2 separate regions of the Homo sapiens genome follow, and region 2 is linked to region 1. A link is a contact called in ENCODE Hi-C or POLR2A ChIA-PET data. All regions are on one chromosome and are shown on one strand. Each heading gives the region's core, a stretch centred on a gene start or an enhancer-like site at or near the end of the contact. The rest is flanking DNA. Distances are from core to core; before and after follow the strand shown.

Region 1 (3,867 bases), core at 419-2,918:
CCAGGCATGGTGGTGCATGCCTGTAATCCCAGCTACTCGGGAGGCTGAGGCAGGAGAATCACTTGAACCCGGGAGGTGGAGGTTGCCCAGATCCTGCCACTGCACTCCAGCCAGGGTGACAGAGCAAGACTCCATCTAAATAATAATAATAATAACTTTTTTGCCCATCAAGTCACAGGGGCAAAAGTCTCTTTGAATAACCATGTGCCCTAGAAGAGTCACTTAGAAGGTTCTAAGAAGTTGGTAAATAGACTATAAAGATCAAAGAAGTACTTGCTCTCATAAAAATTGTCACTGAGGAAAAGAAGGCAGTAAATTATAGCAATATATTGATCAGAATCCAGGTCAAGTAAATTTTGCACCCAAAATATCAAAGCTGGATTCATACTGCTCACTTCCACCTGTGAATGTCTAGCTACATATAGTTTTTAAATTTACAAAATAATACTGAAATGTCAGATTAGCAGACCAAAAAAAAATTTTTTTTCAAGAGAATAGTTGCTTTAGACCCTCACAGCTTTATCCCCTACTAAAGTCAACACGTAAACTGAACTTTGAAAAGATATTTTATGTGTTGCAGGCAATTTTCACAGATGGAAATTAACTGAGTTAGTAAAATTCTGAATTACAGAAGATTCTAAAATAATTGTGATTGTAATACTGTTTCATACAGTAACAGCAGTTGTGTAAACTGTTGACCCAAGTAGGGTCTGAATTAATGAGTAAAAAAAAAGAAGTAATGCCCTTACATTTGTATAACATTTACCAACATATAAAGCATTTTCATATTTGCTTATTTAATTACAATGCTGTGAAGCAGTTAAGAAAAACTCTAATGTCGGCAGATTTCCCAGCATCACAAAGAATATAAATGTGGTAGAGCAAGACCTTGACCCTTGATTATCAGCCTCCAAAGCCAATACTCTTCACATCACAAAACTCTGTTCCAGTTCTAATTAATTACAGATCATTGACAATAAACAATTTATTGGCTGAAGTCCATATAATCATTTCCTCTGATTTATTTTACGTTTCTTCTTCTTAACTGCCTTTTACATGGCAGCTGCAGAGATACACTGCTATCAGGCCTGGATTGAATTATTATACATTCCTACTGAGTGAAATCACAATTGATAAGGCTTTGGTATAATTGAAAAGATTGTTGGCGTGTTTTGTTTTATTTAATTGCATCAAGAAGCCTGAGAAGAAGTGGGAAGCTGAAAGCAAGAGCAAGTGACTAGGAAGGGAACAGGATGAACAGCACTGCCCAGGGACTTTAAAAGAAGAATCTGGAGGTGTGACAAGATAAGAGAGGGACTGGATGAGTGGGTCTGATGTGCGACAAGATAAGAGAGGGACTGGATGAATGGGTCTGATATGCGACAAGATAAGAGAGGGATTGGATGAATGGGTCTGATGTGAAGAGGATAAGAAAGTCACAGAAGCAGCTGGTTCTGTTATGCCACACTCACAATAACATAAAAAGCCCACATAGCACAGACTAATTTGGCAGTAATCTGAAATAGAAATGCATTAATCCAATTACTCTTCTTGGCAGCCCAAACCACCTACTACCTACGAGCTTTTAGAATCTTAACTCCAGGGCTAGGATGACAAAATGAGTTCCCAGAATAAACAAATCCCATTTTAGGGCAGGATGAGTCATCTTGGGAGGCCTTTATGGCCAGGGGCCATGTTTCCTCCCTGACGTGAATGAAGCCAGCTTCCTACTTTGTGTCTAGGAAGCCTCTCCCTCCTCTGTCCTATCCTCTAACCAGTGCCCACAGCTTTGAAAGATAAACCAAAGTTTGTCTTTTTTCATTTATAGTCACAGTTGTTGCTCATCTCATGGACAAGATTTCTGCTATCCTCAGATGTGTAGATTAGTCAAATATGGGTGTGTAACATCTCAGATGATTGAATTTATAAAACATTGCTGGGCTAGAGAAGGAATATTATTAGGCACTACCTGGGGAGAAATTGAAGATAAATATCTTAAAATTTGAGAATTGGAAAAAATGTTGATTTCTTTTTTTGTGTGGCAGTGAAGCCTTTCCTTCTTGCAGATAAATAGTTAAAATATATAAAACTGGAACTTGATCTATTTCAAAAACATGAGATTTTATAATTAGAAAGAACCTACAAATGAGATAGCAAATAGTTCATATTTCACCTACGGATGTGACCAGTTTTTGGTGACCATCTGCGTCATGTTGAGATGAATGGATGTGTTTGGGCTTAGGCAAAAAGGTGGTCATGATGGATGGATGGATTGCTAATGGCTGCTCTCAAGTTCACTATTGTAAATTTTAAACACAAATAAAATCCTACAGTGGTCACATAATGTGACAATGGTAGTAACTCAAGTTCTTTTTCTTTGTCTTTACAATCACTGAACCATCATATTTGTCTCCAATCTACTGTTCAGATTTGGTACTATGTAGCATCACAGGGCTTGGAGATAAACTGCACTGCACTCGAAGCAAGCTGGAATCATTCTAAATCATCACAAACTTCCCCTCAAAACAAATGGCTGTAGTTGAGTCCACACATTGTTCCTTATTGACTATATACTGGAGAGTTCCTCCAACTTACTTCGGAATACAATACAATGTTTGTAAAAGAACATAATGTTTATTAAACACATCAATAAGAAAAATGAGCTAATTTGAAACTTACATATATGTTATTAGAACAAACTAGTAACTGTTTAATTATTTAGAGCTTAGGAAAAATGTTTTTCAAGGAAGATATTTTATGATTGACTTTTTTTTAGAATTGCTTGCATCCTGTGAAGACAGACAAGCCAACTTTAGTGAGCTTTTTTTTAAAAAATTATTTTCTATAGACAGTGCATCCCCTTATTGCCTACCTCTGGGCAGACAGCTCCCAAAAGCCCATGCCTACACGCTGCCCATGGCATCTATGCAGGTATTTGACACCCTGATCCTCTATAATCCTCATTCTATGAGCCCCAGTAAAATGACCTATGTAAGATAGTGCAGGTACAGAGCTGGGATTAATACTTCAATTACTTGAATCAGAGGTTGATCTAATTTAATAGATAATCCCAGTTTTTCCTCTGAACTGCAGTGCCACCTCTGTCAAGTATCAACTTTCCATCTAAGTATGAATCTATTTCTGTGCTCCCTATTCTGTTCAATTAATCAATATGCCTATTCCCATGCCAATGTATCTAGCATAATGAAGAAAAACCCTGGATATCAGGTAGGGTAGGTGCCCACCATGATTATTTTCCCTCCAAATTGCCATGGATTTTTGTTGGCTCTGATTTTCTTCATTAAAAATTGTAAGACCAGGCTATCTGGTTCAATGGAGAAAGTTGTTGCGATTTTGATTGGAATTTTGTTTGAATTTATAGATCACTTTGGCAAGCATTGTCACCTTTGCAATGTCTTTTTCCTTTACACAAATTTCATATATCTTTTCTTTTGTTTGCATTAACATCTTTCAAGAATATTTTATATTTTTTCATAAATGTATGGTTACACATTTCACAAGTTGACTTTTAAATGCTATAAATTTTTGTGCTCATGAATTTCCAGCCCTCAGTTTTTGGTGTCTAGAAACATAATTGACCTAGTGTATCAATTTTATTTCATGCACTATGACTAAACTCTTTTATTAATCCTGACACTATACCTGAAAAAGCTTTTGGATTTTCTATGCAGACAATTATGTAACCAATAAATAATCTGCTGGGTTTTCCTTTTTATTCAATTATTTTTTTATTTTACTTAGTTTTTTGTGTGCATATGTTTATTTTTTTGCTTGTCTTATGGCTCTGGCTAGGACCTCTTTTGGGGATCAGGGGAGGACAAGAGTCTTGCTGTGTCACCCAGGCTG
Region 2 (3,867 bases), core at 483-2,982, 270 kb after region 1:
CAAGTCATACCACAGTCAGGCCAGATGGAGAGGCCCAGAACCTTCATTCTGAAACCACTTTCTTAGTTCTAGGAATTTTAACTTTTGAAAAGATGGAGTTTAGAGACACTCTGGGAATTATCTAAGTTGATCACTTTATTTTTTGCGAAGCTGATGCTCACATAAATGAGATGATTGTTAGGCCCTAGAATTAGTTAGGGCTGAGTTGAATTTGAAACCCAGGTTTTCTAGCACCTAAACCAGAATTCCCTGTGCTAGTTTATATACATATATATACATATATCTTCATATATATGCATATGTATATATATATGCACCTTGTTATATATAAACTTTTGTATATCTTACCTGTTCTAGAAGAGTCTCTGGTGGTGATGGACCAAAAGATCAAATCTGTAAATTATATTCCATTACCAAGAATCTAGGTAATTAACTGCCTAGAGCTCAGTCTGCCCAACTGTAAAATGAGCAGAGTATTCCCTGCATTGGTCTATGTTGCTAGGCTGTTACAAGAATAGATAGGAGTGTCTTGCACACAAAAAATGCTGAAAAAAATTGGCTAAAGAAAGGAGAGAGTTCAGAAAGTCAAAGTTCACACATACACAAGTTATTAGAATTGATCACCATTCTCAGATTCAGAAGCTACTGGTAGTGTTCTCCCTACCCCCAAGATTGGGAGAGCATTAGCCTTTATAGCTAACATTAGGCAACAGAATGGCTTACTATTGGAGCTGGCAACCTGCATGCTTCTACACACAGACCACTGAGACAGGCAACCTCCACACCTTCTACCAACTGCTGATGGGCTGTTGCTTAGACAACCCCACATCCTGGACCCAAGCTCCTAAACAGACCAAGAAGAATAGCAGTGCACTGAAGGTGGAGTAGACAGAGGGAGAAAGAACAAGCAGACCACCTAAAATGATGACCCTAAAGAAATGGAGTGCCTGAACGAATGGGACTGATGTCAATTTGGAAAAGGGGTAGGGAAAGAGAGGGGGAGAGAAAAAGGGGGAGAAGGGGGTGTGAAAGAGAGGGAAGGAGGGAGGAATAAAAAGAATATGAGAATTTAGGAGATTCACATACATATTTGAGACTCAAAGTAGTGACATGGAAGATCAAGTTGAAGGAATATTCTAAAGCCTACGACAAATATCCATATCTCACCATTGTTAGTACAAGGGGCCTGAAATAAAATTCCCTTGGGGTAAGATTGCACACAGGAGGCTACATCTGCTGTGCAGCTCCCCAAAACTTTAGCCACTCTGACTCATCCCAAGGGGAAGAATTTTGGCCACCTGAGTTCCTGACTTGGATTCTGACTGTGGCTTTTAGCCTTTGCATCATCCTGCATCTTAAGGATTGCTCTGTCTGTCTCTCCTTCTCTGTCCTGGGTGAGCAAGCTGCTGGCATCTCCTGTCGGCCACAGGAGGTGTGTTGACAAGGGCCAGGAAATATGTGGGAAGGGGTGGGTTGGGGGGAGTTTCCTAGGCAGCGTTCCTCTAGGAACTTTCTTCTCTAGGAATTCTCTTAGATCAGCATCCATTGCCTGTCCACTGGGTCATAAGCTTTCCTTATGCACGTTCAGTTGTTAAATCTACAACACCTCTCGCCCCCACACAGACTTTCACTCCCGCTCAAGAGAGGGGTCAGGGTGTGTGTGTGTGTTGTGAGCAAACTCCTTCATTGCCATGGACCTGGCAGAGGCACAAGCCAGCCCCATTCCAGGACCATGTGACACTGGCTGGGTTACTCACTTGTTTGCCCTCCAGCAGGGGCAGCCGGGGACACCTCCCTAGAGTGACTACAGCGTTTATCCCTGGGATGACTCAGCCCAAGCCTCCCTCTGCCCAAAAAGGGAATCTGAGGCTGGGGCTGGAGATGGGGCCTGTTGATTAGCCGCATCTATGGTTGGGAGAGCATAGAAACTACCTCTCACCTGGGAAACATGAGGGACAGAGTGAGTAATGCTCAGATCAGTGGCTCAGGAACTCAGCGTGAAACATAAGTTTATTTGAGAAGCTCAAGTGACAGGTGGAGCTTTGCTTCCAGAACCCCAAGGAAGATCCTACTCAGCCACCTAATGATAACATTTTCATTTCAGATTTCCATTCATTTCATCTCACTGACTTCACTCTCACCTTTATTTTGTTTTCGTCATTTCTGGAGTGGGTCAATTACTTAACCCTGAATAGAGATGTGATATAGCAGAGTCTTAGGGTGGGTTCTGGCTGATTCCTCATCAAGAATAAGATTCTATTTCCTTTGTCCTGAACAGGATAATCTCTTCAGATTACAAAGCTGTACCTACCTAGTATTGTTTGTTGATGTTTCTGTTGTTTATAAACACTGGTCTCATCTCTCCAAGAGCATAATACATTCCTCAAAAGCACTCGCTTCCCTTATAGTTCTAATTCCTCATGGCACTCTCTGAGAAGCACATGTGGATACTTAACACTTGTTACTTGATTGTTCTCAATCTTAAATACCTGGAAGAAAAGGCATTTCCACAACCTCACCAGTCACCAAATCCAAGAACTAAATTCAGCAAGATCGAGTTTTTGATAGCAAAATTAAAGTTACCATATTTTACACCATTTCACCAACAACATCTGTAGTTTAATTGGTTAATTTCCATCTGCTGGCCTTCTAGCTAACTCTGAGGCATTCCCCTGATGTTACTATTATAATTGTTCCTAGAGGTCTACGATAAAAACAACGGTTATTTGTAGAGGCTTAATCACACACAAAGTGATTTCACAGGTATTTCTACTTAGAGCATCACCCTCTGTGGCGGCTATAATTGCACTTCTCAGATCTCCGACATCGGGGAGCAACATCAGGGACCATAATTAACTCAGCGCAGACGGGGCTCTAAAATCCATCATGCGTTTGTGATGTGGTCTGATGGCCCTTTCAGCCTCTCCACGCTCCTGGGCTATTTTATCTCACAGGTGTTTCCCCTAACAAAATGTTCTTGCACACATTCTGTCTTCACATCTGTTTTTCTGAGAACCCACTCCCTCGAACCTAGCTTGACGAGCCCCTTCTCTGGGTCTCCAGAGCACCCTGGATCTGTCTCCATCAGAGAATTCCGCATGCCGCGTTACACTGTCTGTCTCCATGTTAGACCTGGATCCACAACCGTGCTGTAATGAGGTGAATGTAACCCATGCTGGGAGAGGGTGATTCACCTCACTGGCGAGTTGAAGAGTGAATGTGGAGGTCAAAGAGGGTTTCACCAACAAGGTACCTTCACCTGTGCCTGGAAGGATGGGTAGGATCCAGGTAAGGAGGATGGGAGCCAGCATTTAACGCAGAGGGAACAGTGTGAGAAGGAGGATGGGAGCCAGCATTTAACGCAGAGGGAACAGTGTGAGAAGGAGGATGGGCTTAGGAGCCTGATGAATATGTTGGTATGGCTGGAACCGGTCTAGAAATGTGGCATCTTGGTGATTGCCACACTGAATAGTTTTAACTTTATGTTGCACATAGTGCTTCTCAACCAACGTTTAAAAAATCTGCCTTCACACAGTGTGATCAAATAACTCTTCCCTGTTATGTAATGATTCTCGGGTTGCTGGGGTGTCTCCTAAGAATCACTCTGCCCTGTACTACCCAGAACCATCCCAATAGCCCTATGTGGCTAAATAAACTTTAAATTCATTCAAATGAAAATCAAATTAAACTTTCAGATTTTCAGTCATCCTGGACACATTTCAAGGGTTCAGGAACCACCTGTGGCTCCAGCTCCCCCATATAGAACAGCACAGAGGGAAGTGGAGGAGGTAGGGATGAGGAAGGTGAAGAATGGTGGTTTCCAGAGAGGCAAAGAGATTGTGGCATGTCACACAGCTGACAGTGAAA

The links. Hi-C counts contacts between places; a loop is a spot of excess contacts on that map. ChIA-PET counts read pairs that join two places held with the same protein, here RNA polymerase II (POLR2A).
Region 2: a map of PC-3 shows a loop between it and region 1 (3-fold over the local background). The contact joins two enhancer-like sites. A Hi-C loop is called at or near these places in 2 of 168 maps with a recorded cell type or tissue (PC-3 and PC-9). POLR2A ChIA-PET finds 5 or more read pairs at or near these places in 2 of 52 experiments (Caco-2 and activated CD4-positive, alpha-beta T cell).

What each region holds. Positions count from the first base shown.
Region 1 is chr1:221,610,988-221,614,854 of GRCh38, forward strand. No RefSeq gene overlaps it. Among named protein-coding and RNA genes, the nearest start is that of DUSP10, 130 kb to the right of the region's middle. Within about 2 kb of position 1,669, at least 7 of the 41 ENCODE cell types and tissues checked have a DNase peak (open chromatin) inside an H3K27ac peak, as active enhancers do; they include PC-3, where a contact is called at or near this core.
Region 2 is chr1:221,885,524-221,889,390 of GRCh38, forward strand. The region is part of intron 2 of LOC124904517 (a long non-coding RNA gene); the gene reads left to right. Among named protein-coding and RNA genes, the nearest start is that of LINC01655, 47 kb to the left of the region's middle. Within about 2 kb of position 1,733, at least 7 of the 41 ENCODE cell types and tissues checked have a DNase peak (open chromatin) inside an H3K27ac peak, as active enhancers do; they include PC-3, where a contact is called at or near this core.